4 separate regions of the Homo sapiens genome follow, and regions 1, 3 and 4 are each linked to region 2. Evidence: chromatin loops called from intact Hi-C (ENCODE). Cell type or tissue: mammary epithelial cell. All regions are shown on one strand.

Region 1 (8,000 bases), 320 kb before region 2:
GCAGAAGCTCAGCTCTGTGAAATAGCTCCCGTTTTTTTTCTTGGGACCCTACTTAGTTCCGTGGGCTCCCATTGGGAGCTGATTAATTTCTGCCAATCAGAACCCATCCCTAACACATCAGATGATAGTGGCTTTGACCTAGGGAAGAAGAGGTTGAGCGAAGAACCCCCACCAGGTATGGTTTGAGAGTCCTTAGTTGGTTTTCTTGGGCGTTAGGTAGTAAGAAATCCACCAGGAACCCCAGCCAAAACCTTCTCAAGTGTCACTTGGGCAGATTTGGGTTATCATTCCTCCTTTTGAAGAAGTGAGCAAACAGCCTGCTTTGTTTGGAGAAGTTGTGGGCAGGGGAGGAGGGTTGGCAAGGAACCTGAAGGAACCCACTGCTCAGCCAGTCAGAAGTCAGCAGCCATCCTCCATTTTCAACATGGACCGCCTGGACACAGCCAGACTTGGAGCAGTGCAACGAGATCACAGACCGAATGACCCCAGTTCACACTTGGTACAAGGAGTGGGGCTGGCCTGGCGAGGGCCGAGCGCGAGGCCCTGCAGCTGCGGGGAAAGTGGCCATCTTTGCACGAGCAGGAATGTCCACCACTCCCAGCACTCATCTCAGCCTTATCCACTCCGCTTGACGTAGGGACTGAGGGGTTGGGAGGGGCATCCTGCCTGTTTCCTGCAGAGGAGCTCTGATCGGGGAACAGGGCAGAAACGTCCAGAGCCAACTCATTCCCAAGGGACCTGTTGGCACCCTTTCTCTCCCAGCCTTAGCCTCCTGGGCCCTAGTCCTGCTTAGAACAGGAAATTGGAACCAGAGGGTGGAAGGAGAGGAAGCCCCCACAGATGAACCCCTCTTGTACACACATACACCCACCATATGGTTCTTATTAAGGAAAAGGAAGTGGGAGCCGTCTTCATCCCCCAGCTCGCGTGCACCTTGTTCAGAGGGCCAAACGAGAGGTGCTCTGCCTTGGGGATACCTGGCTGGGGTGACAAGGATCCTCTTACAATTTTGTATTGAGAAAACCAGCCCAGCCCGCAGCAGGTGGAAGGGGAGAAAGGGAAGAGTGCTCATGTTTGCTGATGGTCGATTCTGCCTCCGCCACCATCTGCACTAGATACTTCTAGACACTTCACAGAGGTTGATCTTTCTGGCCTGTAGGTGTCCCAGGGGCCTCTGTGCTGCCCTCAAGCTAAACAGCCAGAGCTGGCGGGGGCAGCCCGGGAGAGACAGGGATGAACGTGAAGAGCTGCCTCCTGCCCCAGGTCTGTGCCCCAAGCCCTCACAAACTGCCTTCCCCATGGCTGCCACTGGAGCAGTGAAAGGGAGGTTGCCCTTTCCCAGGGCAACAGGCACTGTGCCCACCACGGACATGTCTGATGCCACAGCATCACCATGGGGGCTGCAGTCCTGGCAGGGTGTCCACACTCGCCACCTCGATGGTCCCCTCTTCTCCCTTCCCCTTGGAGGAAAACCCCACAGTCCTTAGTCCACTGTCATATGCTGGAGGTCCCAGGGGGAGCTGGAGGAGCCCCAGCCAAGGGCTGTGAGGGAGGCCGTGCCCCTTTCCTCCAGCAGGTGCCATCAGGGAGCCAGTGGGAAGGGCTGTCTCCCCACGTGGCGGGGTGGGGAGTTGAGCTCCCTCTCAGCTCCTTCAGGGCCCAGCAGAGGCCAGGACTCACAAGGGGCTGGGCTGTGTGCCTCAGGGCCTATGGGGTGCAGCCCTGACACTGCACAGACATTTGGGGGAAAGAAACTCAGGCCAGCCCCTTCCAGAAACAATCTCAGCCTGCATGCAGGGAGAAAGCAAGTTAGTCTCCTCGGGCCAAGGCCACGGCCGCCTCTGTTCAGCTTTTGTTTTTTTTTCCAGGAGGTTCTTTGTAATTGAAAAGGTCGCTCTACCACTAAAGGGGAGGAGGCCAGGGCAGCAGGACCCCCCCCGCGGGTTATGTGGGGCAGAGCAAGAATCCTGAAAAGGAGGAGTGGATGTACTCCGTGGAGTAGAGGCCGTTGGCCTGGTCCGACGGCATCTGCACCCAGACCTGGTCGTTGGGCCGCAGCTGGAGCACGGCCCCACCAGATGCCTGGTCCAGGTAGCCCTTCTTGTACTCATCGTAGGTATAGGTGGCCGGCACGTTGTTCTTGTACAGGGCCACCCACACGTTGGTGCCCTTGACGTGCACATGGTAAGCAAAGTAGTAGACGCCGCCCACAGGGCAGGTGAAGATGCCAGTGGCTGGGTTGTAGCCGCTGTGGCCATTGTAGAGAGTCCGGTCAAATTTCACGGGCATGCCCGAGGCGGGGAAGGGCGAGGTGAGCACCGCAGTGAAGGCCGGTGTGGCATGGGCAGACAGCTCGCCCAGCCCAAACTGTGGCTTGCCCCCCTTGCCCAGCACGGCACCCTCCACACCGCCGTTGGGCAGGTGCAAGCCTGCGATGCCAGTCTCATCGAAGGCCCCAGGGGCACCAGGGGGTCCCGGGGGCCCGGGAGGCCCCGGAGGGCCCGTGATTCCAGGGGAGCCAGGGACCCCTGGGGGCCCCGTGGGCCCAGCCGTGCCAGGTTCCCCTGCTCTCCCCTCTCCAGGGGGCCCTGGCAGGCCTGGTTCCCCCTTCAGGCCCGGCAGGCCTTGGGGCCCAATAGGGCCAGCTGGACCCTGGAGTCCTGGGATTCCTGAGGGACCCCTCAGGCCAGGCTGCCCAGGGAGCCCCAAGTCACCTTTCTGCCCCAGGGCTCCTGCCACCCCTGGTCCTCCAGGGCGACCCGTGAAACCCGGCTCACCCTTGGGCCCAGTTGGTCCAGGGGGTCCATGGGCCCCAGGAAGTCCCCTCTCACCTGGGACCCCTGGTTTCCCAGCCAGGCCACTAGGCCCCTGGTCACCTCGAATGCCAGGCACTCCTGGGGGTCCTCCAGGCCCTGCCTCACCCTTAGGCCCAGGGGGCCCACGTCTGCCAGGAAGCCCTGCAGACCCAGGAAGTCCAGGGGGACCCCCAAGACCCTGTGGGCCCTGCTCCCCTGGCTCCCCATCCTCCCCTGGCTCACCCCTGTCCCCCAAGAGTCCTGGGACCCCAGCTGGGCCCCTGTCCCCCTTGGGGCCTGGCAGTCCTGGCATCCCATAGCCAGTGGGGCCTATCAGCCCAGGGGGGCCCCGGGTCCCTGGCTCCCCTTTGGCCCCTGATGGGCCCTGTGGTCCTGGCAACCCTGCTGCCCCTGGGACTCCCACACCGTCTACTCCAGGAGGTCCTTTTGGGCCCACAGCTCCTGGCTCCCCCCTGGGGCCTGGAACTCCAGGAGGCCCAGACTCACCCTTGTCTCCTGGGGCCCCAGGAAGCCCATCCAAACCAGGTTTGCCTAAGCCAGCTGGACCAGGGAGGCCGGGGGGGCCGGGGGCACCCCCCTGCCCTGGGGCCCCAGGCAGCCCGGGCTGGCCCACTCCATTATCCCCCTTGAGGCCTCGATCACCTGGGGGCCCAGGCTCCCCCTGGGGCCCTGGTTCCCCCTGGAATCCTGGGGGCCCTGGCACCCCTTGGGCACCTGGTTTTCCAGGGATAGTAATGCCTGAGGGGCCCGGGAGGCCAGGGGGTCCTGGGGGTCCCCGGAGGCCCTGGTCCCCTCGTATTCCTGGCTCCCCCCGAAGCCCCGGCTGCCCTGGTGGCCCGACCTTGCCAGGGAGCCCTGGGGGACCAGCCTTGCCCATCCGGGAGAAGCCAGGGGGCCCAGCAGGGCCAGGCTGCCCATGGAGTCCTGGCTTTCCCATGCCTGGTTTTCCTGGGAAGCCAGGGGGGCCAGGGGGACCCCGAGGCCCGGGCTTCCCAGGGGGGCCGGGCTCTCCCTTCAGGTCCATCGGCAGCAGCGGTAGAGGCATTTCTGAGAAAGAAAGAGAAAGGGGCAGTCAGGGGCCTGAACTGTGGGGACAGGGGACCCCATCTACCCATTCCCCCATTCCAGTATGAGGTACACGGGAGAGGAAGAATGGGGCTGCCCCTTCCTGCTCTCATGGAAGATGGGGTTTGGGGGTGGCCCAGGGGACATCTTGGGGGCAACAGGGTGTCCTCCTTAAGGGCTCCTAACACCCAACCTACCTAGGCTGGGCCTCCTCCATGAGCCTGGCTGATTCTCACCTCTCATCCCTGCATGACCTGAAGGTGGAGTGGCCACCAGGTGGCACCAGCAGCCCACCTTAGAGCCCGTGGGAGCAGAGCCCCACCTCCCAACTTCCCAGTTCATCTCCCCCTTGGAAGACCACCTGTGCCAGCTAACTGCACCGTTTCCAGGCCCTCTGGGGTATTAGGAAAAACACTGAAGGTAGGAAAATTGGTGGGGAATGAGGAGCTGTGGAGGGCGCCTGAGGATCTGATGGCTCTCAGGGAGGCAGGGGATTTGGGGGCTGGGAGCGATTTGAGGCACTGTGGGGTGAGGAGGCTCTCACCCAGGTACTGGCCTTTGCCCTCACGGAAGGGCGGTCCCACAGGTCCTTTCTGCATGGGCTGGATGTACTTCACTGGGGCATAGCCCGCCGCCCCACCGGCCCCGCCACCAGAGGACGCCCGCGGCCCACACCCCAGCACCAGCACCAGTAGCAGCAGCAGCAGCGAAGACAGGGGTGTCAGAGTCCCCAGCATGGCGTCCGTGGACGTGCTGCAAAGAAGAACAGAGAAAGTCATCAAGCCAGCCCTGGGTGGTTTGGCACTAGGCCCGGGGTCACCAAAAGATCAGAATTTAGAGATTACACTGGAGATTTCAGTCAAAAGGCTGAGAAGCAATTCCGAATTTAGATATTATTCACAAGCAATTTTCAAAGTCGCGGGGGTCTGCATAAGCCACCTCCTAAACTTCTTCAGACCCTGCCTGTGGCTGTTCATCACCCCCACCATCTCCGAGAGCCCAGCCTCCCCAGGACAGCAGCCTCCTCAAAACCAGCCAGTCACTCTCTGCAGCCGGGCGTGCCTTTTAGAGCAGTCTGACCTCCCCTGCTAAAAACTCTTGGATGTCAACACCCATTTCCATTGCTGGGCCAGCTCTCTGCCAGGCACTAGGCTGAGCTCTTTAGGGACATGAATTCACTTAATGCTCAGAACACTTTAACAAGTTATTATTATTGTCATCTCCATTTTCCAGATGATAAAACTAAAGCAAAAGTCTTGAGGAAGCCAGAGATGGGATTTGTCTTAGGTCTGTCTGACTGCACCTTCTGCTGATGCCCTTCTGGACTCCCTGCCACTCGCCTTTGGGATCAAGTCTATGGCGCTTAGCATAGCATTCAAGGCTTTTTTTTTTTTTTTTTTTTTTTTTTTTTTGAGACAGTTTTGCTCGCCCAGTGCAATGTGCAATGGCGCCATCCTGGCTCACTGCAAAATCTGCCTCCCGGGTTCAAGCGATTCTCGTGCCTTAGCCTCCCAAGTAGCTGGAATTATAGGTGTGTGCCACCACGCCTGGCTAATTCTTGTATTTTTAGTAGAGATGGAGTTTCGCCATGTTGGCCAGGCTGGTCTCGAACTCCTGACCTCAGGTGATCCGGCTGCCTCAGCCTCCCAAAGTGTTAGGATTACAGGCATGAGCCACCGCGCCCGGCCTGCATTCAAGGCCTTTCTAACCTACTCTGTGCCTGTGTCTCCAACTCTATTGCCTGCTATCCCTTTCTCTGCCCCTCACCTCCCCACACCTCCACCCAGTAAACCAGAACTTGAAGTTCCCAGGCACCGGGCACCTTAACACTTCTGGCCTTTGCGCCTGCTATTTCTCTGCCTGCAATGTTATTTTCCTCCTCTACTCATCTTTTATGGCCCTGGGAGGCTGTCATCCCTTCCTCTATAAAGCCTCATTTCTTTGTGCCCTGACCTATGCCTGTCACAGCATTTGGCTCAACTCAGAGAACAAAGCCTGGGTGAGGAAGAAGCACAGGCTCTGGAACCAGCCAGGCAGCCTTCCCCTTCCCCTTCCCAGCTGTGGGAGCCTGGGCAGGAGGTCTCCTCATCCATGAAATGAGAGAGGATGTCCACACAATAACCTATATGTGAATGTTCATAATAGCGATATTCACAGCAGCCAAAAGTAGAGACAACGCAAATGTCCATGGACAAATAAAATGTGGTATCGCCATACAATGGAATATTACTCGGCAATGAAAATGAATGAAGTACAGGCTGGGCATGGTGGTGTATACCTGTAGTCCCAGCTACTCAGGAGGCTGAGGTGGGAGGATCACTTGAGCCCTGAGTTTAAAACCAGCCTGGGCAACATAGCAAAACCCCAAATTTAAAAATATATCTATAAATAGGCTAAGCACAGCAGCTCACGCCTGTAATCTCAGTACTTTGGGAGGCAGAGGTGGGTGAATTGTCTGAGCCCAGGAGTTTGAGACCAGCCTGGGCAACCTGGTGAAACCCCATCTCTACAAAACAAACAAACAAAAAATTAGCTGGGTGTGGGCGTGCTGTGGTCCCAGCTACTCAGGAGGCTGAAGAGGGAGGATCACTTGAGCTCAGGAGGTGGAGGTTGCAGTGAGCTGCACTCCAGCCTGGGTGACAGAGGGAGACCTGGTCTCAAAATATATATATATAAAAGGAAGGAAGTCCTGACACCTGCTACAACACAGATGAATCTTGAAAACAGTGAAAAGTGAGATATGGAATGTACATGTTGTGTGATTCCATTTATATGAAATGGCCAGAATAGGCAAATCCATAGAGACAGAAAGTGGATCAGTGGTTGCCTAAGGCTGGGGTGGGGAAGAGATGGGAAGTGACGACTAATGGGCACAGCCTCGGCCTCCCGGGCTCAAGTAATCCTCCCACCTCAGCCTCCCAAGTAGCTGGGACCACAGGCACGTGCCACCATGCCTGGCTAATTTTTTCTATTTTATGTAAAGACAGGGTCTCACTGTGTTGCCTAGGCTGGTCTCAAACTCTTTTAGGGAAGATGAAAATGTTCAAAAATTGATTGTGGTGAAAATTGCACAGCTCTATGAACACAGTAAAAAAAAACACTGAATTGTACACTGAATGGGCCAATTGTATGATGTGTGAATTATATCTATAAAGCTGGTTTTTTGTTTTTTTTTTTTTTTTTTGAGATGGAGTCTTGTTCTGTTGCCCAGGCTGGAGTGCAGTGGTGCCATCTCAGCTCACTGCAACCTCTGCCTCCCAGGTTCAAGAGATTCTCCTGCCTCAGCTTCCTGAGTAGCTGGGATTACAGGGGCCTGCCACCACACCCAGCTAATTTTTTGTATTTATAGTAAAGATGGGGTTTCACCATGTTGGCCAGGCTGGTCTTGAACTCCTGACCTCTAGCGATCCGCCTGCCTCAGCCTCCCAAAGAGCAGGAATTACAGGCATGAGCCACTGCACCCAGCCTAAAGCTGTTATTTTATTTATTTTTTGGATACACAGTGTCACTCTGTTGCCCAGACTGGAATACAGTTGGCACAATCATGGCTCACTGCAGCCTCGGCCTCCCGGGCTCAAGTAATCCTCCCACCTCATCCTCCCAAGTAGCTGGGACAACAGGCACATGCCACCATGCCTATGTAAAGACAGGGTCTCACTGTGTTGCCTAGGCTGGTCTCAAACTCCTGGGCTCAAGCAATCCTCCCACCTTGGCCTCCAAAAGTTCTGGGATTATAGGCATGAGCCACCATGCCCAGCCAGAAAGTTTTTTTGATTTTGTTTTTTGAGACAGGGTCTTGCTCTGTTGCCCAGGCTGGAATGCAGTGGTGTGATCTCGGCTCACTGCAAGCTCCGCCTCCCAGGTTCACACCGTTCTCCTGCCTCAGCTTCCCAAGTAGCTGGGACTACAGGCGCCCGCCAACACGCCCGGCTAATTTTTTGTATTTTTAGTAGAGATGGGGGTTTCACTGTGTTAGCCAGGATGGTCTCGATCTCCTGACCTCATGATCTGCCCACCTCGGCCTCCCAAAGTACTGGGATTGCAGGCGTGAGGCCCACATCTGTGTTTTTGTTTTTTGTTTTCTTTTTTTTGAGACAGAGTTTTGCTTCTGTCACCCAG
Region 2 (8,000 bases):
TCAGGCAATGTCCAGCTCAACTTAGTTTCTCTCCAGCCCTCTGCCATTCTGGATATTCCTTCCATAGGATTGAATGGGTCTGAACCTGCCAGTTACTCAGTCCTGGGAAGGAGCCTATGGCAGAGGGCTGCTGCGCCTTTCTGAAGCAGTAAGGGCAGCCCTGGCTGGAGACATTTTACATGGATTCCAGTGAGACTTGGCCTCCTGCTGCATCCTGCAAAGTCTGCTCCCGCCCAGGGAAGCGGCTCAGCTAGAATGCAGAAGGGAAAGGTGCATACCACACGTGCCTCCCATGCACCCAATCTAGGGTGCTGTTTGGTGACTCACGGTGATGCAGAGGAGACCGATGTCACAGTGCATCCTGCCGGGTATCTTTTTTTTTTTTGAGACATAATCTCGCTCTGTCACCCAGGCTGGAGTGCAGTGGCGCGATCTAGGCTCACTGGAAGCTCTGCCTACCAGGTTCATGCTATTCTCCTGCCTCAGCCTCCAGAGTAGCTGAGACTACAGGCATCTGCCACCATACCCAACTAATTTTTTTTGTATTTTTAGTAGAGATGGGGTTTCACTGTGTTAGCCAGGATGGTCTCGATCTTCTGATCTCGTGATCCGCCCACCTCAGCCTTCCAAAGTGCTGGGATTATAGGCCTGAGCCACTGTGCCCGGCCTATGCTGGGTGTCTTTAGAAGGCAAAGCACACTCAGGGGTAGAGGAAGACCCTGGGGGTAAGGAGTACATGTCATGCTGAAAAGAAGAAAATATTCTCTTGGTATACATGTCAGTATGGGATAAACTGACACCGCATGGATAGACGGACGTGCGGGAAGTACAGATGCTGGCATGTCCTGCCTGGGGCCAGCTGAGTGTTCCCTGTCACGGCCTTGCTTACTCTTCCTCTGAGGTTACAGTTCCTAGTGAGCCATGGAGAAGAGGGTCTTTTACACTGAGCCCTCACTGTTTATGGCAACTGCCTCGAACAGTCATTGATTTCAAGCTTGCCTACAGGCAGAATGTATCCCAGAAAGCCAAGGATTTTGTTAATGTTTACAGGCCTTTGTAGATCCCCACAGGAAAGCTGAAATAGTAATCCTGAAAATGACAGTAGGGGTGACCCCTTACCCACTCTGGGGCTCAAACCTATGGCTCAGGAGGCTTTTGGTGGCTGCCACAGAATTAAGAATAAAATGGGAAAGGTCAAGTTTAAAAGTCAGAATATATTTCACTGAAAATATGTGTATGTGTGTGCCTTCAAGAGTGAGTGCTCCTCAAGGGAGACTCACACAGTTCCTTACAACATAAATAAGAAATAGACGTAATGGCTTCACTCAGTAGAAAACTAGCAGCATCATTCTGGGCCATGGGGCATTCCCCAGGGGTCACCATCCAGCAGCCTCTCCCTGGGGGCAGAGGACGCCTGGTCAGAACAGCTATAACTCATCCATCATGGCGAGCAAATCGTCCCCTTTGCTGGTGCTCAGCCTTGGCTGCTCCGTGATCTCAAACTCCCCCATGATTCGAGCCAGCTCCTCGCTCCGTTGCTGGTCCTATGAGGGAAATGAGAGGTAAAAGGGCATGAAGAGGCTGTGCTGGCAGGCCGCCTCTTTGTGCACTAGGCACTTAGTTTTTTGTCCCATGACTGATATGTTTCAGTTGCGCACCTGTTTGTCAGAAAAGGGATTGTAGTTACAGGCTGATCAGAGAGAAGAAGAGGGTCTATATATTTTTTTTCTTAATCAACATGTATGTGACCAAGCATCCCTGGCTGCTACAGAATAGCAGATGGGTATAGTTAAGAAACAACTTTAATTTGAGCAGGGGGAATGACAATACAGCACTTAACAGCTATATTGTAGTCTGAATCCTGCTTGAAAAAGAGGGTCTCTGAAGTTCAACGTTATATAAGATGAGGAAAGGAGGAAGGGAGGCTGGGTACGGTGGCTCACCTTTGTAATCCCAGCACTTTGGGAGGCCAAGGCGGGTGGATCACTTGAGGTCAGGAGTTTAAGACCAGCCTGGCCAACTTGGTGAAATCCCACCTCTACTAAAAATACAAAAAAAAAAAAAAAATTAGCTGGGCATATTGGCGGGCACCTGTAATCCCAACTACTCGGCAGGCTGAGGCATGAGAATTGCTTAAACCTGGGAGGTGGAAGTTGCGGTAAGCTGAGATCAAGCCACTGCACTTCACCTGGGTGACAGAGCGAGACCCTGTCTCAAGAAAAAAAAAAAAAGATGAGGAAGCGAATACGATTGGACCCTGTGTTATCCCCTGTACGTACCTGGGTGGCTTGTATGTTGATAACTTCATAGGATAACTCTTCTGGCCTGGTTAGCGCTGCTTGTCTGGATGAGATGGTAAAGAAAATGGGTGCAACATTAGGGTTCTTTCCCTGCCAGCATGGCAAACTGGCTCTTGATCAGTTGGCAACCTATTTTTTCTGCCTCATCTGCCATTTCTCTTAAACTTTCTACCCCATCTCCCACCAATGTACCCTACGACCTAGAAAGTCAAGTTCTTTTATCTCTCTGTGACTTTGCACATTATAAGCCCTGCCAAGAATGTTTCTTCCCTTCCTCTGCTTGGCAAACTCCAAGACCTAGATCAAATGCCAGCTCCTTCAATCTGCCAGTGCAAAGTCAGTCACTGTCCTCAATTAGCGCATTCATGACACAGCACTGAAATAACTTATATCTGTACACGTTCACTCTCCCACTAAGCTGAGAGCTTCCTGAGGACAGGCTCTAGGTCTTACATCTTTGCATTCCCAGGACTTTACATAGTACCTGTCACACAGAATTAAACAAAAGAAGTTATTAATAGTTCAATGAAAGGTGACACTCACGCCAAATACTTGGTTTTGAGGAGGATCACATGAGATAATGCATGCAAAAGTGCTCTGTAAACTGTAAAGCACTATAAATCACCGTGGGTGATTTACTATTGCTGTTGGTTTTGGGTTATACTGTCTAATACAGGGAAATCAAGCTCCAACCTCACTCTGGTTTCTTAACACACTGTCTTAATCTGGTCATCCTGGCTTCTAACACTGCTTATTCAGCTGTTCTCTGATAAGTAAAACATTATAACTCTTTTTTTGTTTTGTTTATTATCATTTTTTAGAGACAGGGTGTTGCTCTCTCTCCTAGGCTGGAATGCAGTGGCATGATCACAGCTTGCTTAACCTTAAATTCCTGGGCTCAGACGATCCTTCTGCCTCAACCTCGTGGGTAGCTGGGACTACAGGTGCGCACCATCACACCGTCTCTTTTTTTTTTTTTTTTGAGACAGAGTCTTGCTGTGTCTCCCAGACTGGAGTGCAATGGTGCAGTCTTGGCTCACTGCAACCTCTGCCTCCCGGGTTCAAGTGATTTTCCTGCCTCAGCCTCCCGAGTAGCTGGGACTACAGGTGCGTGCCACCACACCCAGCTAATTTTTTTTTTTTTTTTGTAGAGACGGGGTTTCACCATGTTAGCCAGGATGGCCTCGACCTCCTGACCTTGTGATCCGCCTGCCTTGGCCTCCCAAAGTGCTGGGACTACGGGCGTGAGCCACTGCACCCGGCCCCATCTCTTTTTTTGAATGACTCTGGAAGATTCAGGCCATTTCATCCTGGTGGGCTATTTAGATTATTAAATTTGTTGGTATTTTATTTGTGATATTTACACAAATATTTATAAGTGCCACTGGTTTGTAATAGTCATTTTGTGTTCTTGTCATGCTTGGGATTTTTATATGTCTTTAACGAAACAGGTTTAAAACATACTCCTCTTCTTCATCGGTGGTAAAGAGATTCAACCGGAATCCGGGCTCAGGGCCACTGGGTTTCTTAATCTCCATCCCTCCCATCAGCCTGGCCAAGAAATTCAGCTCTTCTTTAGCAAGAGGGTTTGGAGCAATGCTTTCCTGCAGAAACAGTTGCATGATTTTTAGCCACATGAAGGCAATCACATTTCCTGCTAAAACCTCAGAGACACAGGTAGGTATTATAAAATAAGGTAGAACAATTGCTATTTAAATTATTTCTGGGTCCAAATAAAGTGTAGAAAGCAGCCTTAACCAAAAGAAAAACAATCACGTCAGTAGCAGAGGGAATGTAGCAACTTTGCAAACCAGAGATTTTCATACTTTCCGCAAGAGTGGAAGCCCCAGGGATCCACGTTTCTCCTCTCACTACCTTCCTCCTTGAAGAAGTGTATGGCTTCCTTTCCTGTCAATCGGTTTCCCTCAGCATTTACAAGTCGCCTCAGTCCAGTCTCCTTCCAGAGGCGCTGCCACACTGCCCTCAGGTGGTGACGGCCGGGAACACACCCTCGAGTCCATTCCCTCCTCTCACAGTCCTCATCCTGCCTCATCCTGTACCCCTCTTCCTTGTAGCCTGGCCTCCCCTGTTCTGCCTCTCCCCTCACTCCACCACCAGTTACCTAAATGCAGTTTTTGTCTCATTTCTCCCTGGCTTGAAACAAAGCCCTCTGCCTCCTGTCGAAAGAACAAAGCCCAAATTGTTTACCACCCTTCCTGGTCAGGCCCCAGGGTCCTGTCCAGGCGAGTCTCTGCCAGCAAGCCTCCATGATACTGTGATCCGTTACGTAAGCCTCGTGGGAGACACCGCCATCCTCCTCCCGGGAACACTCTTGCCCCTCTGTCACCTTGGTCCGTGTGCCCATTTCTCCCTCTCTGCTGTTTCATAGTTTACCTACTCTAGAGCCCCACTTCAATATCCCCGCCTCTGAAATGCCTTCTTGATCCCTGTGATCCCTGTCCACTGGACAGACATGAATTCCTCTGGCACAGCACTTTGTGCAGGATCCCCAGCCAGCCCTTCCTCCACCTCATTTGAGTTGTTTCTTTCACCGTCTTTCCCAGGGTACCACAGGCCCCTTCAAGATGGGACCACATCTACGTCAGCTTCGTGTCCCTGGGTCCCCAGCCCATAGAAGCAGTTTAATAAATGTTTGCTGAATAATTTAATATTCTGTGATCTCTCCTACAGCTAGCTGGGAGCTAGTTCAGCGAAAACTTCTAAGGATGGAATTCAGAGAAACTAAAACCCCCCACTCTGACTTAGCTACCACGGTGCTATAGAGGGAAACATTAAAAAGAAATGTTTTAATGATCAGAATACACACGAGTGCTGATGTCAGCAATCACGGACCTAATGGCACTGGTACTACGCTACTGCATATGTCCTGGTGTGTGGTTCCTCTTAATTATGGTGGCCGAGCCAAGCCTAAAATTACCTAATTAGTGAGATCACTGGAAGTCTCCATGAAAAGCTACAATTAAAACCTGTGTACTCGTAAGGTGGAATGGAGAAGATTGCACACAACAGGGGAAATGTTGGCTAGATCCGAAATCTAAAGCGTTCTCACCTCTCTTTATGTAGACTTCCGTATCTAGAGAGAAGCTGTGAGGGTAGGCAAGGAAGGCAGAAGCTCACCTGGGTCCATGAGGCTAAGTTCTTTGATGATCCAGACACATGAGTTTCCACAGGCTGATTCACGCTGTACCTGGTGTGTCAACAGAAAATGGTGACATTATCCAGCCCCTTTCCACGGACTTCTCTCTAACTCGTAAGCATAGTTTGTAGCTTTTATTCTGAGACATTAAATAGCATCCAGAAAGGTGCTGTGGGTACAGAATGCAACTGAGTGTGTGTTAACCATTCACATTTCACTTCTTCCTAAAGAAAAACACCTGGGGAGGCTGGGTGGCAATGCCTCCTCTTGTGAAGAGTAACACGCATCACTGAAAATATATGCAGCTTTACAGAACGGATAAGTCTTTCTGGATTTCCACTGCAACACAGATTTTGGCTAGTTCTCTTGCATGGCTATTGAACATCATGTATCTTTTCATTCTGTTGAGTTGCCTTATGTTTGGCGTTCCTGGGTGCCCTTTGAAATGTCAGGCCTCTGTATGCAGTGTACCTAAGGGGAAATTACTCCTATTGTCGGCAGGGATTTTCATAGCAGAAGTCTGGCTGTTTCTCTTTTTTTTTTTTTAAATGAAGTGACCTCCCTTGGACTTGAATTCACTCAGAGAAGAATTTGCTTACATGTTAGTTCCCAGTTTCAGGACTCGGTCTCCATAAAGTTCAAAAGAACCTTCTTTGGGTGCAGGGACATAGTTTCCACCATGCTTGAATTCTATCCTCTTCACTTCTTCACCTTTGTTGTTGAACATTCTACAATACAAAGTATGACATGATGGAATGTTCTCCAAGCTTAGGTAGTCCTGGAGGCTTCTTTATTCTTTGTACTACAGAACAAAAAAGGAATACATGCTCTCCTTCAAGATAAAGGTGCTGGTTGTAATAATAATAATAATAATACAATAATAATATTTATTGAGCATATGTATGTGCCAATTGCTTTGTAAGCACGTTAGAGCACTATTATCTTATTCATCCACACAGTAACCATTTAACAGATGAGGAAATTAGTCCTGGGGAACTGGGTAACTTGCCTCAAGTCCCTCTACTAAGTGACAAGGTGGGGATTAGAACCTGACTTTTTCAATAGCTGTTTTACTGAAGAAAGAGAAGGGCTGGGCAGACTGTGAGTGGCTTGGCAGTGCGGCATTCCGTGTGCGGCCCATGTGCTGATTTCCTAGCACCCCAAACATAGCTCTGATCATTGTTGGGAATTCACCTGATGAGTCCTGGAACTTCAGTTCCCCAAGGAACAGGCCCGGACACCGGCAACACAAAGCGACCGTTATTATTCTGAACTTTGTCCTTTAGAAACATGGATACCTGGAAAAAAATACATTTATTGTCATTTTTCTTGGTATATTTTCATAGACATCAATATTCTGAGGGTGGAAAGTGCGTAATGGTTTGGGAACATGACCTATGAGTTTATAACAATAAGAAGGGAGAGGCTGGGCGCAGTGGATCATGCCTGTAATCCCAGCACTTTGAGAGGCTGAGGCAGGCGGATCATGAGGTCAGGAGATAGAGACTATCCTGGCTAACACGGTGAAACCCTGTCTCTACTAAAAATACAAAAAATTAGCCGGGCGTGGTGGTGGGCACCTGCAGTCTCAGCTACTCAGGAGGCTGAGGCAGGAGAATTGCTTGAACCTGGAAGGCAGAGGTTGCAGTGAGCCAAGATCGTGCCATTGCACTCCAGCCTGGGCGACAGAGTAAGACTTCATCTCAAAAAAATAAAAAAATAAAAAAAAGAAGGGAGAAAAAATTACACTTGCAGAGTTAACTGTATTTTAACAAACAGAACTATTTTTTTTTTTGAGATAGGGACTCACTTTGTCACCCAGGCTGGAGTGCAGTGGCACGATCTTGCCTCACTGCCACCTCAGCCCCGCCAGCTCACGCGATTCTCCCGTCATAGCCCCCAAGTAGCTGGGACCACAGGTGTGAGCCACTGTGCCCAGCTAATTTTTATATTTTTTTGTAGAGATGGGTTTTCGCCATGTTGGCCAGGCTCAAAATCCTAAGCCCAAGTGATCTGCCTGCCTCGGCCTCCCAAAGTGCTGGGATTACAGGCGTGAGCCACCGTGCTCGGCTACAAACAGAACTACTTTTGAGCAGCGCAGCAAACCTTCCAGGTGAGTCCTATTACCCCCATTTTAAAGACGAGAAAGCTAAAGTAGAGAGTGAAGTGACTTGCCCAAAGAGAGCTAAGAGGCAGGGCCAGGATTCAAAACCAAAGGTGACTCCAAATTCCACCCGTATGCCTTGGTTCCCTGCCTACTTTCCATGCAGCTGCAGGCCTTGAGCTGTAAGAACCTCATATGGCCACTTTCTACATGAGGCAGCTCAGAGGTTAAGATGCCTCCTCAAGGTCAGCCAGCTGGTAAGGGGCAGAGCTGAGGATTCAAACTCCTGTGATTCTGACTTTGGAGCCCGAACCTTATCCACATGCTGGACTAGAAAGAAGGATGGGGCTGGGGCAGGGGGATCCAGCTGACATTTAAGTTTGAGGATCTTTTAGGTGACTGAAAACACATTACACTTATTCCTTCTCCTGGGTTCGTG
Region 3 (8,000 bases), 140 kb before region 2:
GGCCTGGTTTGGCTATTAATTAGCTTTGTGATCTTTGATAGATTCCTTACTCTTACTGTCTTTGATAGACATGTACTTTAGCACTTAAAGTTTTTACTGCTGGGAAGATGTCCAAGGCGCTAATAGAGTATAAAGGAGAGAAGTATACCTTGTAGACCAGGCGTTAACCTCTCAGGGCAACTTAGAGGCGCTCTTCTTTCCTGGAGGGGGAAAAAAGGAAAAAGACTATTTGTTTCTTGGTGGGAAAATGACCCTGAAAGAAAGTTGACTCTTTATTTTTATTTATTTTTTTTTTTGAGACGGAGTTTTGCTCTTGTCGTCCAGGCTGGAGTGCAATGGCGCGATCTTGGCTCGCTGTAACCTCTGCCTCCTGGGTTCGAGAGATTCTCCTGTCTCAGCTTCCTGAGTAGCTGGGATTACAGGCACCCGCCACTACTTTTAGTAGAGATGGGGTTTCACCATGTTGGCCACGCTGGTCTTGAACTCCTGATCTCAGGTGATCAGCCCACCTCAGCCTCCCAAAGTGCTGGGATTACAGGCGTGAGCCACCGCCCCCAGCTGACTCTTTTGTAATAAAGAGCTGGAACAAATTGATGGTTCTTTATGACTAGATGTGCCACATACTCTGTAACTAAGTTAAATTGCATGCGGTTTCTTCTCTTGGAACTAGGAAACCTGTCTCACATCTCCTCATTACTTTTATTAACAGCTGACTTTAGTCTCAAAGCTTCTTTGCTTACTGAGAAAAGACTGCATGCACCAAAATTAATAAGCACCCTCATTCTTGGTCATCTCTTACAGTATTACCCAGTTAGGGTTACATGTCAGGTTTTCCATTTGCTGCTGTGGCTTGGTCTGTTTGGGATTTGTACTACTAAGAAATTCCTTTTGATGAAAGAGCAGAGTGGTTTTTAAAAATCAGTCATTTCATCTTTTTTTTTTTTTTAATGTTACTTTCTGTTTTTAAAGTTTATTTTATTTAAACAGTTGTTTTTTTTGTAGAGGTGGGGGAATCTTCCTATGTTGCTTAGGCTGGTCTCAAAATCCTGGCCTCAGGCCATTCCCACCTTAGCCTCTGGAGTAGCTAGGACTACAGGCCCTTACCACTACATCCAGCTAATTTTAAAAGTTTTTACTTTGTAGGCCAGGCACGGTGGCTCACGCCTGTAATCCCAGCACTTTGGGAGGCCGAGCCGGGCAGATTACCTGAGGTCGGGAGTTCGAGACCAGCCTTACCAACAAGGAGAAACCCTGTCTCTACTAAAAATACAAAAAAATTAGCCGGGCATGGTGGCCCATGCTTGTAATCCCAGCTACTTGGGAGGCTGAGGCAGGAGAATTGCTTGAACCCGGGAGGCGGAGGTTGTGGTGAGCTGAGATTAAGCCATTGCACTCTAGCCTGGGCAACAAAAGCAAAACTCCTATCTCAAGAAAAAAAAAATTTTTTTTTTAACTTTGTAGACACGGGATATTGCTATGTTGCCCAGGCTAGTCTTGAACACCTGGACTTAAGCAGTCCTCCTCCTACCTTGGCCTCCCAGTGCACTGGGATTACAGGCGTGAGCCACCGTGCTCAGCCACTTTCTCTCTTTTTTTTTTTTTTGGAGATAGGGTATTGCTCTTTCCTCCAGAGCTGCAGTGCAGAGGTGTGATCACAGCTCACTGTAACTTTGCACTCCCTCCTGTCTTAGCCTCTCAAATAGCTAGGACTACAGGAACGCACCACTGTGACTGGCTAATTAAAAAAAAATTTTTTTTTTTTTTTTGTAGATATGGGGTCTTCTCAAGTTGCCCAGATTAAAAGAAATGTGTTTCTAAAATGTCCAAAGAGGTTCACATTTGCAAAGGAACTCACTCATTTGTTCTAATGCATTTTCTTACATTAGGTGTAATTGAAAAGTGATCCTCTCTTCAGAGATGTCAAAAACAAACAAATCCAAGTCTGGATCTCGCTCTTCTCGCTCAAGATCTGCATCAAGATCTCGTTCTCGTTCATTTTCGAAGTCTCGGTCCCGAAGCCGATCTCTCTCTCGTTCAAGGAAGCGCAGGCTGAGGTAAGGGGGTGTGACTTTGTATATTGAGATAATCATTGCATCAGTCGATGTGGATGTTTGAAGATCTTTTGTTAGACTTTTCCTGTGAGTGTCAAATGGACTGGGGGGTTGGCTTGAGGTGCAGGGTTGGGCTATAAGATATTCCAGGTCTCTTTAAACTACAAATCCAGATCAGCTTTGACTGCCATGCTGATTGCCTGATTCCTTTCCTCTGCCAGCACATAGTATTTCCCACCCACTTTGGAAGAAAGAACATTTTATTTTTATTTGAGCTGCTTGCTTCAAATCTCTATAGCTGATTATTTTTCACCAAATTATTTTTGAAGGCTTGAACCAAAGTTTATGTGCATCACTGCAAAGAAAGGATAGCTAAGAGGATTAATAATATGAACAACATGGCAAGGAAAAGAAGCTTCAACTCACTAAAATAAACTTACAGAAACTTATCAGGAGTAATTTGTATACAATGTGCCAATTACTAACAAGCTGCATCTGTTTAGTAAATGTATCTTAAAACTTTTTAAAAATCGCTATTGAAAACATCACTTTATCTTACTGAATATGAGCACAGTTCTTTTGAATTTATTGCCAGTATTTCCTAATTCAGTCAGTTTTCACACCTTCAGGTGGATTTCCCTATTTTAATTATGTCTTGGAATAGGATGCCAAACCTCCAGCGTCTTTCCTCTCTTGGTGTGTTGTGAGTTGGATTTTTCATTCTTTAAAAGTGTTTAAACTTTCTTTTGTGGATAGATAAGAAGCTTTCAGTAAATAACAAGTTTCTATATGTGAGTTTGGGAAATATTGGTGTATTTAAATTGGTGTGCTGAAGAGGAATCTTTGTACATTTTCATTCTTTTTCCCACAAGTACATTAGCAAGGAGATGATTTGTCATGTTTGACACTTGGAACCCCTGCTGTTTATTTCAGATGAGTATCTAGAATCCTTGTCTTAGATGAATTGATTAGCTGTTTATTTCAGATGAGTATCTAGAATCCTTGTCTTAGATGAATTGATTACGACATTTAAAATAAACCTCAGAAGTCAGTGATTAAACTTTTACTCTTGATGATTTCCAGAGCCCTATAGTACTTCTAAGGGGTCTATTAAACAAAGGATTAGTAGTTTTGTTTTTTTACCATTTAACAAAAACAAGGTAGATATTAAATGGAGTCTATGAGAAGCCAGCCTGAAAAAGCAGGTATGCATAAATATTGAAAAGGGAAACCCTAAATTTATTTACCTCAGGAAATTGCTTTTAAAGCCATGGGACCAGCAAGACTCTTAGTAACTCCTACCCTGTACCCAGAATCTTGATTTAGGGAGTTTAAACCTCAGTTTTAGCTCATTTGGTTATGAAAGATACCTTTTTAAAATTTAATCTAGTAACTAGAAGAAACTAAATAATTGGTTCAACACCAAGAGGCTATGCAACCAAAACTGAGAGACAAAATTGAATTGAAAAATGTTAACCAACTCTGAAGTATTTATGACAGCTGGAATTCCGGGCAGTTCTTTTCTCCTTGTTCTGCAAATCATTTGGCACTTGCTCACTGACTTGGCAAATGAGGAAAAAATATTTTAGGAAGGCAGTATGTGCTGGGGTAGGTCTAGAGACACTTTACATGCTATCATATACCTAGAAGAGACTTTTCTGGAGGAATTTCTCCACTAGAAAGTATGCTTTTATAATTGATTGTAATCTGACTTCTCTGTTTTTAGAAACAGATAAATTTGCCACTGGATGTTCAGTTTTTATTTCTGGCTTATCTGTTTCATGGTTTTTTCTTTTGTTTTCCCTCTCCTGCAAGGAAAGTATCTATCCAGAGAGTTTGAGAAACCATGCCTTTAAATTAACTAACTGCTGAGTTCTACAGAATTGGAGAAAATTGATTATTTCCTTGTATTTCACAGACTGTATCCTTTTAAGTGACATCTCTTAAATAACTTCATTTGCAATCTGCAGAGACTCATTTTCCTGCATCTGTGCAATGACTGTGAGTTTTGGATGCAGTATGCCCAGGGCCCTCACTAGTAATTGGTAACAGAAGCAGCAGTAGCCTGTGAGGATGGGAACATGAATTAAACCCTCCTTAGTGCTGGTGGTGGATCACCTCCCTCAAGCATAGCCCTTTAATCGGGTTGTATTCACTTTCATAATCTGCATCTGCCTCTCCCTTCTTTTCTTATATTGTTACTGTTTTCAAATGAAAAGTGTGGAAGGTAAGTTTTTTTTTAATTGTACTTAATTACAATAACAACCAGCAGTAAGATATATCTTTGCCAGTTGCTCTTATTCATGGTGTAGATAAAAAAATCTGAGTACAGTGGGCAATAAATAGTGGAAAACCAATCCCACTTTATCTTTAGATTAAATTGAATGTACTTTCTTCTTAAAAATACTGTTTTGTTTAGTTGTTAAATCCTGAAAAGAAACTAGTATATTTGCTAACTGGAGTTATTTGGAAAAAACAAAAATGCATCTGTTCCCAGTCAGATATGAGAAAGCCTGCTGATTAACTGAAGAGTTTTTATTCTATATGTAAAGAAAATATTATTTGAAAGAGTTTTCTAGTAAATTTTACTTATTTGTAGCCAGCTGCTTAGGAGTAGTGGTTAATGTCAATGATCTATATCATAGTAGATAGGAAAAGTGGATCCAAGAACCCCAATGGGTTTTTACACCAACATACGTAATTTTTGGCTTTTTGATGGAAACAAAGTTTCTCATCATTGACAAGCCTGACACTCAGGAATGTACAGTTAGGTTACTATCAAGTCTCTGTGGTTCTGGAAATTCATCTTGCTCTACCAGAGTTATATATTGTTAAATGGAGAAGAACACAACACTAGCCTTCTGTGCACACCGGGGTGGGGGTGTTTTTTAGTTACTCTTTGCTAACTTCATGCGTCCTTGGGTACTTTATGGTCCGATAGTGCCCTCTTGTGGCACCTAGTTAAGATCATGTAGCTCAGCCACAGAAATATGACCTAAGTAGTCAGACCATTTCCATTTTAAAAAACAATATTTTATGTTTTGCTTATGTGATTTTAGTAAGTTCTTTTAAGCTTTGAGCAGATGCATTCTCCCAAGTTTTCTTTGGTGTGTACCTGTTGTAACTATACTTTTAACGATCCCAAGCCTTAGTGGTATCTTAAGAAGTTCATCCCGCACAAGGGGGAGAGAGCTGACTAGGATAGGGTGTGGAGTGTTACCACATTGTAGATAGGGGTCAGAGTACCTGTCTAGGTACCACAGCTCACAGTTTTTCTCTCGTTTCCAATGACCTGGAGCCCTGTTAAAATCCCCGTGCCTGTGAAACTGTAAGCTATTATTATGGTATATTAAAATGGTCTTTGTGTGGTTTACTACCTTAAGAAAATGTTGATAGTTTTTCAGTCACTGTAGAAGTACACCTCCATTTTAAATGTGCTGCAATATGAATGAAGTGACCTGTGTTTCATCACTTGTTCAAATGATTCTTATCCATGTTTTTGTACTTAGTAAGGGCCATACGTAGTGGGATTAAATATTTGTGCCCTTGCTTTGAAAACAAAACTGAAAGTGAATGACACATAAGGGCAGGGATTTCAGAACAGATTTTTCTTGAATAAAAATGCTTGTGTCAAAAATTCAAACATTTGTCTCTTTCCTTTCCATTCCAGTTCTAGGTCTCGTTCCAGATCATATTCTCCAGCTCATAACAGAGAAAGAAACCACCCAAGAGTATATCAGAATCGGGATTTCCGAGGTCACAACAGAGGCTATAGAAGGCCCTATTATTTCCGTGGGCGTAACAGAGGCTTTTATCCATGGGGCCAATATAACCGAGGAGGCTATGGAAACTACCGCTCAAATTGGCAGAATTACCGGCAAGCATACAGTCCTCGTCGAGGCCGTTCAAGATCCCGGTCCCCAAAGAGAAGGTCCCCTTCACCAAGGTCCAGGAGCCATTCTAGAAACTCTGATAAGTCGTCTTCTGACCGGTCAAGGCGCTCCTCATCCTCCCGTTCTTCCTCCAACCATAGCCGAGTTGAATCTTCTAAGCGCAAGTCTGCAAAGGAGAAAAAGTCCTCTTCTAAGGATAGCCGGCCATCTCAGGCTGCCGGGGATAACCAGGGAGATGAGGCCAAGGAGCAGACATTCTCTGGAGGCACCTCTCAAGATACAAAAGCATCTGAGAGCTCGAAGCCATGGCCAGATGCCACCTACGGCACTGGTTCTGCATCACGGGCCTCAGCAGTTTCTGAGCTGAGTCCTCGGGAGCGAAGCCCAGCTCTCAAAAGCCCCCTCCAGTCTGTGGTGGTGAGGCGGCGGTCACCCCGTCCTAGCCCCGTGCCAAAACCTAGTCCTCCACTTTCCAGCACATCCCAGATGGGCTCAACTCTGCCGAGTGGTGCCGGGTATCAGTCTGGGACACACCAAGGTCAGTTCGACCATGGTTCTGGGTCCCTGAGTCCATCCAAAAAGAGCCCTGTGGGTAAGAGTCCACCATCCACTGGCTCCACATATGGCTCATCTCAGAAGGAGGAGAGTGCTGCTTCAGGAGGAGCAGCCTATACAAAGAGGCAAGTATCTCATTTCCCCTGCCTGGTTGTGTTTTTATCTCACTAGCTGGCAGTTTAATTGTAATGTGATCTAAGTTAGAGCTCTGATTAATGGTAAAAGGTAATCCCTATTTCCTAGACTTTTCGTTAGTAAACATTAAAAGCATCACCCAAGGAAACCTTTAGGTTAACTCTAGCTTTCCTACCTTCCTGAATTTGTATTGCAGCATAAACTTTCTTTAGACTACTCTGCAATGATGTTTTCACATTTAAAATTTGCCTTGGATTCTACCAATGTAAGCCAAAGAACAGTAGAGATTTGTGGGTCAGCTATCAAAAAAAAGTATGGTCTTTGCCAAAATGAATGGCCATTGGAGCTCTTAGACCCTCTAGCACCCACCATCTACTATGTTCGATCTGCATCAGCCTATCATGGTGAAGAGCTGCACCCTCAATACCCTCCAGTTGAGGAGACTGGGCAGAATGGGAAAGGCCAAGGCATAGTCCAGGAAGGCCTTGTTTTAAAACCACAAGGTGGGTGTATGTCCCAGTAGAAGCCAACACGGCTGCGTGTTAGGAGAGGACATGACAGTGCTTCCGTCTTTCTCCCCTGGGGGACACGGTGAGTTGGAACATGAATCTTTGTTTGTATGGTTGGATGGATTGGGATGGCAGAGAGGTTACAGGGAAGTTGCACTGGGACCAGGTTGTGGTCAAGAGGGACTAACCCAGCAAGTGGCTCCCCCTTTTTTTTTCTTTTATCGTATTTAGCATGTTTTTTGATCCCTTGATTCTTCTTGGCTGTATTAACACGACTTTGACTTGATTAAGCTTTCTGCATTAATGGTACAGATGAGATGTTTTGAATCTGTACTTGCCTTCAGTAAGTCTGTTTTATTTTATTTATTTATTTATTTATTTCAATAGGTTTTTGGGCGAATAGGTGGTGTTTGGTTACATGGATAAGTTTGTTAATGGTGATTTCTGAGGTTTTGGTGCACCCATCACCTGAGCAGTGTACACTGTACCCAGTGTGTAGTTTTTTATCCTTGCCCCCTCCCATCCTTCTCCTTGAGTTCCCAAAGTTCATTATGTCATTCTTATGCCTTTGGGTCCTCATAGTGTAGCTCCCAAGTAAGTCTATTTTAAAACATAAGTTTTGTTCCATGCCAGGACTGTGAATCTCTTTAGAAGACTTGAGCATGAGCTCTGCTTTTCCATAAGAAAGAGAATGATGATTTTTGCTGCTGTCACCCTCTCCCCCATTAACATGTATTTTGTTTTTATTTGTGTTCACAGTATATTTCGTATTTAGATCTTCTAGGTGACTTGAAGCAAATTTGAAGTCTCTTTTTAGACTTGTATTTCCAAATGTGAGTTGTATAAAAGCAAAACAG
Region 4 (8,000 bases), 230 kb before region 2:
CCAGGCTGGAGTGCAGTGATGTGATCTCTGCTCACTATAACCTCTGCCTCCGGGGTTCCAGCAATTCTCCTGCCTCAGCCTCCCGAGTAGCTGGGACTTACAGTCACACACCACCACCTCCGGCTAATTTTTGTATTTTTTTTTTTTTTTTTTTTTTTTTTGAGATGGAGTCTCGCTCTGTCACCCAGGCTGGAGTGCAGTGGCGCGATCTCGGCTCACTGCAAGCTCCACCTCTCGGGTTCACGGCATTCTCCTGCCTCAGCCTCCCAAGTAGCTGGGACTACAGGCGCCAGCCACCATGACTGGCTAATTTTTTTGTATTTTTAGTAGAGACAGGGTTTCACCGTATTAGCCGGGATAGGATGGTCTCGATCTCCTGACCTCGTGATCCGCCCGCCTCGGCCTCCAAAAGTGCTGGGATTACAGGCGTAAGCCACTGTGCCTGGCCTAATTTTTGTATTTTTAGTAGAGATGGGGTTTCACCATATTGGTCAGGCTGGTCTCAAACTCCTGACCTCAGGGGATCCACCTGCCTTGGTCTCCCAAAGTGCTGGGATTACAGGCGTGAGCCACCGCGCCTGCCAAATAGGCTATTTTATTAGACCACTCTGGCTTTTTGGTGGAAAACTGATCGACAGAAACTTGATTATAAACTGGAAGACAAACCAAGAAGTGATTGCTGAGGTGCAGATAAGAGATGATAGAGGCTCATGCTCGGGAGATAGAGATGGAGAGGAGTGTGTAACATAAATGTACTTATTCATTCAAAGAACATGTATTGAGCATCTTGCTGGTCACAGTAGCTCACACCTGTAATTCTAGCACTTTGGGAGGCTGAGATGAGTGGACTGCCTGAGCTCAGGAGTTTGAGACCAGCCTGGGCAACCAGGTGGAAGCCTGCCTCAATAAAAAATATATACATGCAGGGCTGGGCATGGTGGCTCACGCCTGTAATCCCAGCACTTTGGGAGGCCGAGGTGGGCAGATCACGAAGTCAGGAGATAGAGACCATCCTGGGTAACATGGTGAAACCCCGTCTCTACTAAAAATACAAAAAATTAGCCAGGCGTGGTGGCGGGCGCCTGTAGTGCCAGGTACTTGGGAGGCTGAGGCAGGAGAATGGCATGAACCCGGGAGGCGGAGCTTGCAGTGAGCCGAGATTGTGCCACTGCAGTCCAGCCTGGGAGACAGAGCAAGGCTCCCTCTCAAAAAAAAATAAATAAATAATAAGCCGGGCACGGTGGCTCACGCCTGTAATCCCAGCACGCTGGGAGGCCGAGGTGGGTGGATCACAAGGTCAGGAGATCGAGACCATCCTGGCTAACACGGTGAAACCCCGTCTCTACTAAAAATACAAAAATTAGCCGGGTGTGGTGGTGGGTGCCTGTAGTCCCAGTTACTCCGGAGGCTGAGGAAAGAGAATGGTGTGAACCCGGAGGTGGAGTGCAGTGAGCCGAGACCATGCCACTGCACTCCAGCCTGGGCAACAGACCGAGACTCTGTCTCAAAAAAGAATATACATATATATATATGTATACATATATGCAAAAATTGGTCCAGTGTGGTGGTGCATGCCTGTAGTCCCTGCTACTCGGGAGGCTGAGATGGGAGGATCGCTTGAGCCCAGGAGGCTGAGGTTGCAGTGAGCTGAGATCACGCCACTGCACTCCTTCCTGGGTGACCGAGTGAGACCTTGTCTCAAAAAAAACAAAAAACAAAAAACAAAAACAACAAACAACAAATATCTATTGAGCATCTATTATGTACCAGGCTCAGAGGTGCTGGAGATTTTTAGATGAGCAAAAATTGACATGGTTCTTACCTCATGGAACTTTATTAGTAATTAATTAAATAATATTACAAACAAATGTACAATTACAATTACAATTATGACAAACAGTGGCTCACTCCTACAATCCCGGCACTTTGGGAGGCCGAAGAGCAGGGATCTCTTGAGTCCAGGAGCCTGAGACCAGCCTGAGCAACATGGCGAAACCCTGTCTCTATAAAAAATACCAAAAAAATAGTCAGATGTGGTGGTGCACACCTGTAGTCCCACATACTCAAGAGGCTGAGTGGGAGGATTACTTGAGCCCAGGAGGTTGAGGCTGCAGTGAGCCGTGATTGTGCCACTGCACTCCAGCCTGGGCAACAGAGTGAGACCCTGTCTCAAACAACAAAAAAACCCAAACCAAACTAAAATTTTAAAAGACAGTGAATAAGCTGGACACAGTGGCTCAAGCCTGTAATCCCAGCACTTTGGGAGGCCGAGGCAGGCAGAACACGAGGTCAGGAGATCGAGACCACCCTAGCTAACACAGTGAAACCCCGTCTCTACTAAAAATACAAAATTAGGCTGGGCGCGGTGGCTCATGCCTCTAATCCCAGCACTTTGGGAGGCCCAGGCGGGCGGATCACGAGATCAGGAGATTGAGACCATCCTGGCTAACACGGTGAAACCCTGTCTCTACTAAAAATACAAAAAAATTAGCCGGGCGTGGTAGCGGGCACCTGTAGTCCCAGCTACTCGGGAGGCTGAGGCAGGAGAATGGCGTGAACCTGGGATGCGGAGCTTGCAGTGAGCCGAGATCACGCCATTGCACTCCAGCCTGGGTGACAGAATGAGACTCCGTCTCAAAAAAAAAAAAAAAAGAAAAAAGAAAAACCCGTCTCTACTAACAATACAAAAATTAGCTGGGTGTGGTGGCTCACATCTGTAATCCCAGCTACTCGGGAGGCTGAAGCATGAAAATCACTGGAACCCGAAAGCAGAGGTTGCAGTGAGCCAAGATCATGCCATTGCACTCCAGCCTGCGTGACAGAGCGAGACTCTGTCTCAAAAAAAATTTTTTTAAAGAGGTGTGAGATTCCAGGCAGAGGAAACAGCACACGTGAAGTCCCCATGATGAGCATGGGCAGTGTAGCCGGAACCTAGAGATTGAGAGGGAGCATGGTGTCAGAGAGGTGGGAAGGACCAGACCACGAAGGACCCATGCGCCATGCTAAGTAAGAGTTTATTACAAGAGTGCTGGGAAAGTGCCTGAAAGGTTTCAGCAGATGGGCAACATAGTCAGATTAACAATTTGAGAAAAGATGATCAGGACTACCACCTGGAGAAGGGACTGAGGAAAGGGGAAGAGTGGTAGTGAGAAGTCCAGACAGGAGCACCAATCCTGGTGAGAGATGGGGACAGGCCATGAGTTTGACTTGACTTGGCACTCTGTGGATAGCGATTTCCTTTTTTTTTTCTTTCTTCTTTTTTTGGGGGGTGGGGAGGATGGAGTCTTGCTCTGTTTCCCAGGCTGGAGTGCAGTGATGAGATCTTGGCTTACTGCAACCACCATCTCCCCGGCTCAAACCATCCCCCCACCCCAGCCTCCCAAGTAGCTGGGACTACAGGCACATGCCACGATGCCTGGCTAATTTTTGTATTTTTGGTAGAGACAGGGTTTCGCCATCTTGCCCAGACTGGTCTTGAACTCCTGGCCTCAAGTAATCCTCCCGCCTCAGCCTCCCAAAGTGCTAGGATTAATTACAGGCATGAGCCACCGCACCAGGCCTCTTCTTTTTTTTTTCTCTTTGAGACAGGGTCTCACTCTGTCACCCAAGTTGGAGTGCAGTGGCACCATCATGGCTCACTGCAGCCTCAACCTTCTGGGCTCAAGGGATCCTCCTGTCTCAGCCTCCTGAGTAGCTGGGAATACAGGCACACACCACCATGCCTGGTTAATTATTTTTAATTTTTTCCTGTAGAGACAGGGTCTCGCTATATTACTCACACTGGTCTTGAACTCCTGGACTCAAGTGATCCTCCTGCCTCAGCCTCCCAAAGTGTTGGGATTACAGGTGTGAGCCAGGACAGCAATTTCTTATGCAAATGTGGTGCTCACAGGAAGGGTCTGATCCCACAGCTCAGGAAAGAGGAGCCAGGAGGGAAGGAGGGAAGAACACAGAAGTTCTAGGAGAGACTCAGCCTTTAGGAGCCTGGAGTGTGGCTCCTCTGAGACAGCAGGGCCCTAGGGGGCAGTGAGGGCTTTGGAAGAACTGGCCCAGGCTGCAGGGAGGTAGCCTCCAGGTCTGATTTCCTGGTTTCCAGCTGGAGATTGAGGAATGTCCGGTCTGTTCCAGGCCCTGACTGAGCCTGAAGAGAGCGGAGGTGGAGGCAGAAGCCATCCCCTCTGGAGATCCCTCCCTTTCCCCATCTCTGCCCTTTCCCCAGTAGGGCCAGACTAGGCAGGGCCAGAGGAAGGCAGCAAAATGCCCTTCCCTCCTCCCCTCTTCATCCCAGTCGCCAACGCTCCTGAACTCCAGCTCTGTTACAACACCCCCGCCCCTCAACACACACACAATCTTTCTTTAACAGGACTCCCCAGCTCCACTGTGTGTGCCCGTGGGCCCTCTCAAAGGAACATTCAGTCCAACCCGAAGCCTGTGCCCTGCTTCCCAATGAATGGCGATCTCGCTCCACCTGGTGGTTACATGAGCACATTGGCAAGGCAGTTGAGGTTGGAACTGCCAGGTCCACCATGGACCAGACCACAGGCCTATGGCTGATGTCCTGGCTGCAGGAGATGTGTGCTCTACTCTAGACTTGGCCAGTGACTCACTCTATAACTAGGCAACCCTCCTGACCTCTGTGAGCTTCAATTTCCTCATCTGCAAATTAGGGCTAGTGATATGGGTAAGGTATTCCTTGAACAAACACACAGAATAAGAGTCTTAGTTGCAAGGTCCCCTTCCCACCATGAGGGGCCATGATATCCTGAGGTAGCTCAACATCACCTCCTGTGTACTGCCAGTCCCTTCCCCAAACCACTCCACTTTGGGACAGCCGTATTAGACATGTCCCAATGTGGCCAGAACATTGAGCTCTAATTGACCAACAGGGCATGGAGTGCAATGGCGTGATCATGGCTCATTGCAGCCTGGACCCCTCGGGCTTGAGTGGTTCTCCCACCTCAGCTTCCTAAGTAGCTGGGACCACAGGTGCACACCACCATGCCTGGCTAATTTTTAAATTTTTTGTGGAAACAGATCTCGTTTTTTGTCCACGTTGGTCTTGAAATCCTGGCCTTAAATGATCCTCCTGCCTCCGCCTCCCAAAGTGCTAGGATTACAGGTGTGAGCCACCGCCCTTGGCTGGTAAGGACATGGTCTTTGCCTTCAGTGCATTCAGCCTAGAAGTGGAAGAATACATAAAAATAGAATACAAAGCCAGCGCGGTGGCTCACGCCTGTAATCCCAGCACTTTGGGAGGCCAAGGTGGGTGGATCACCTGAGGTCAGGAGTTTGAGACTAGCCTCAACATGGAGAAACCCCATCTCTACTAAAAATACAAAAAAATTAGCCGGGTGTGGTGGTGCATGCCTGTAATCCCAGCTATTTGGGAGGCTGAGGCAGGAGAATTGCTTGATCCTGGGAGGCGGAGGTTGCGGTGAGCTGAGATCACGCCGTTGCACTCCAGCCTGGGCAACAAGAGCGAAACTCTGTCTCAAAAAAAAAAAAAAATAGAATACAGTGCGAGGTCAGTGACATAATTAAGCACACAGTGCTTTGGGAATATAAAGGATAATTTTTTAAAAAAATCTTTAGAGATGAGGGTCTTATTAAGTTGCCCAGGCTAGACTCAAACTCCTGGGCTCAAGGGACCCACCTGCCTCAGCCTTCCTAGTAGCTGGGACTTCAAGTGTATACCACCATACCTGACAAGGAAAAATATTTGACCTGGGTTCAAGCAGGGAGAGACTGTCAAAGGGAGGCCTCCTGTAGGAGGTAATACCTGAGAATATCCTCTGAATTAAGGGTTAAAAACTTGAACGACTCCCAAGGGGCAGCCCCTGTCACTCCCCTCTGGTCCACAGTTGCCAGGTCGAATTGGATTCCAGTATGGCTTGCGGTGGCCTACCAAGGGTAGGATGATGGGCAGGGTCTGCCCCAGATGTGTGAAATAAAAGTGCATCATGTGTAGAGAATTTAAGAACCAAGATAAAAATGACTAAAAGTCAGTTTGCTTTTTATTATTACCTTGCATTGACATTCTAAACAATGTTAAAAAAATACTTCTTGAAAAAAATATTTCACCGTCTGAGTTCTAAATAGTGGCTCTATTTATTGCTGAATTGTTTGGTTTTTTGTTTTGTTTTTTTGAGACAATGTCTCGCTCTGTTGCCCAGGCTCGGTGTGCAGTGGCACAATCATGGGTCACTGCAGCCTGAACTTCCCAGGCTCAAATGATCTGCCATCTCAGCCCCCGAAGTAGCTGGGCCTACAGGCATATGCCACCATGCCCGGCTAATATTTGTATATTTTTGTAGAGATGGGGTTTCACCCTGTTGCCCAGGCTGGTCTCGAACTCCTGGACTCAAGTGATCTGCCTACCTTGGCCTCCCAAAGTGCTAGGATTACAAGCGTGAGACACTGCACCCAGCCTAGCTTTTTTTTTTTTTGAGACGGACTTTCACGATGTCGCCCAGGCTGGAGTGCAATGGCGTGATCTCAGCTCACTGCAACCTCCGCCTCCCTGGTTCAAGTGATTCTCCTACCTCAGTCTCCCGAATAGTTAGGATTATAGGTGCCCACCATCATACCTGGCTAATTTTTGTATTTTTAGTAGAGACGGGGTTTTGCCATGTTGGTCAGGCTGGCTCGAACTCCTGACCTCAGGTGATCTGCCCACCTCAACCTCCCAAAATGCTGGGATTACTGGCATGAACCACCGCACCCGGAAACAGCTGAGCTTTAATACTATATATGTAAGCTTCAAATTAGCACAGATTGGCCAGGCGCAGTGGCTGACGCCTGTAATCCCAGCACTTTGGGAGGCCCAGGCAGGCTGATTTCTGGAGGCCAGGAGTTCAAGACCAGCCTGGCCAACATGGCCAAACCCTGTCTCTACTAAAAAAACAAAAAGTTAGCCAGGCATGGTGGTGCAGGCCTGTAATCCCAGCTACTTGGGAGGCTGAGGCAGGAGAATCTATTGGACCTGGGAGGCAGAGGTTGCAGTGAGCTGAGATAGCGCCACTGAACTCCAGCCTGGGGCATACAGCGAGACTCTGTCTCAAAAAAAAAAAAAATTAGCACAGATTTATTACTGTTGTCCCACTGTATTCTCAGGGGATTGGTCCCAGGACCCTAGGGATATCAAAATCCTTGGATGCTCAAGTCTCTGATAGAAAATTTATTAATATGCCAGGTGCGGTGGCTCACGCCTGTAATCCCAGCACTTTGGGAGGCCGAGGCGGGTGGATCACCTGAGGTCAGGAGTTCGAGACCAGCCTGACCAGCATGGTGAAACCCCGTCTCTACTAAAAATACAAAAATTAGCTGGGCGTGGTGGCGTGCGCCTGTAATCCCAGCTATGCAGGAGGCTAAGGCAGGAGAATCTCTTGAATCTGGGAGGTGGAGATTTCAGTGAGCCGAGATCGCACCACTGCTCTTCGGCCTGGGTGACAGAGTGAGACTCTGTCTCAAAAAAAAAAAAAAAAAAAAAAGAATTGCTTCATATTTGCATATAATCTATGTATATCCTCCTGTATACTTTGTAATCTCTAGATTACTTATAATACCTAATACAATGTAAATGCCATGTAAATAGTGTATTATTTTTAAAATTTGTATTATTTTAATTGTTGTATCGTTATATTTTATTCAGTTTTTTTCCCCCATTTTTTTTTTTGAGGTGGAGCCTCACTCTGTTGCCCAGACTGGAGTGCAGTGGCATGATCTCGGCTCACTGCAACCTCTGTCTCCAGGATTCAAGTGTTTCTCCTGCCCCAGCCTCCTGAGTAGCTGGGACTACTGGTGTGTGCCACCATGCCCGGCTAATTTTTGTATTTTTAGTGGAGATGGGGTTTCACCATGTTGGCCAGGCTGTTCTTGAACTCTTGACCTCAAGTGATCTGCCTGCCGTGGCCTCCCAAAGTGCTGGGATTACAGGTGTTAGCCATCACACCCAGCCCTCCCCAATTTTTTTTTTTTTTTGAGGAGTCCACCCTGGCCAA

Evidence for each region. A loop is a pair of places that touch in the nucleus more often than their neighbours do. Peaks named below come from ENCODE experiments on the same cell type or tissue, not always from the same donor. Only the 100,000 strongest peaks of a DNase experiment are listed, where the experiment ranks them.
Region 1: a loop joins it to region 2, with 11 times the contacts of the local background. A loop is called at or near these places in 72 of 110 quality-filtered maps.
Region 3: it touches region 2 in a loop (4-fold over the local background); 10 of 110 quality-filtered maps call a loop at or near these places.
Region 4: a loop joins it to region 2, with 8 times the contacts of the local background. A loop is called at or near these places in 5 of 110 quality-filtered maps.

The regions. Positions count from the first base shown.
Region 1 is chr1:36,095,625-36,103,624 of GRCh38, forward strand. COL8A2 (collagen type VIII alpha 2 chain) reads right to left here. Exons shown (of 4, transcript NM_005202.4): 3 at 4,426-4,634; 4 at 1-3,863. The coding sequence starts at 4,618. The coding sequence ends at 1,945. Among named protein-coding and RNA genes, the nearest start is that of ADPRS, 11 kb to the left of the region's middle. RefSeq lists an enhancer at 1,850-2,358 and a silencer at 4,439-4,568. In mammary epithelial cell, CTCF peaks have their summits at 1,542 and 4,158 (motif pointing right); no DNase peak of the experiment used is centred here.
Region 2 is chr1:36,416,712-36,424,711 of GRCh38, forward strand. It overlaps OSCP1 (organic solute carrier partner 1), which reads right to left. Exons shown (of 10, transcript NM_145047.5): 5 at 6,652-6,755; 6 at 6,057-6,185; 7 at 5,439-5,508; 8 at 3,765-3,904; 9 at 2,280-2,343; 10 at 1,195-1,544. The coding sequence ends at 1,428. It overlaps SNORA63C (small nucleolar RNA, H/ACA box 63C), which reads right to left and starts at 1,867; the gene lies at 1,737-1,867. RefSeq lists an enhancer at 4,527-5,026. In mammary epithelial cell, a CTCF peak has its summit at 4,282 (motif pointing left); a DNase peak (open chromatin) is centred at 4,280; H3K27ac peaks cover 456 bases.
Region 3 is chr1:36,280,647-36,288,646 of GRCh38, forward strand. It overlaps THRAP3 (thyroid hormone receptor associated protein 3), which reads left to right. Exons shown (of 12, transcript NM_005119.4): 3 at 1,887-2,054; 4 at 5,722-6,624. The coding sequence starts at 1,918. Among named protein-coding and RNA genes, the nearest start is that of SH3D21, 22 kb to the right of the region's middle. In mammary epithelial cell, a CTCF peak has its summit at 4,997 (motif pointing left); a DNase peak (open chromatin) is centred at 4,985.
Region 4 is chr1:36,183,875-36,191,874 of GRCh38, forward strand. No RefSeq gene overlaps it. Among named protein-coding and RNA genes, the nearest start is that of MAP7D1, 32 kb to the left of the region's middle. RefSeq lists an enhancer at 3,983-4,681. In mammary epithelial cell, a CTCF peak has its summit at 4,473 (motif pointing left); a DNase peak (open chromatin) is centred at 4,427; H3K27ac peaks cover 842 bases.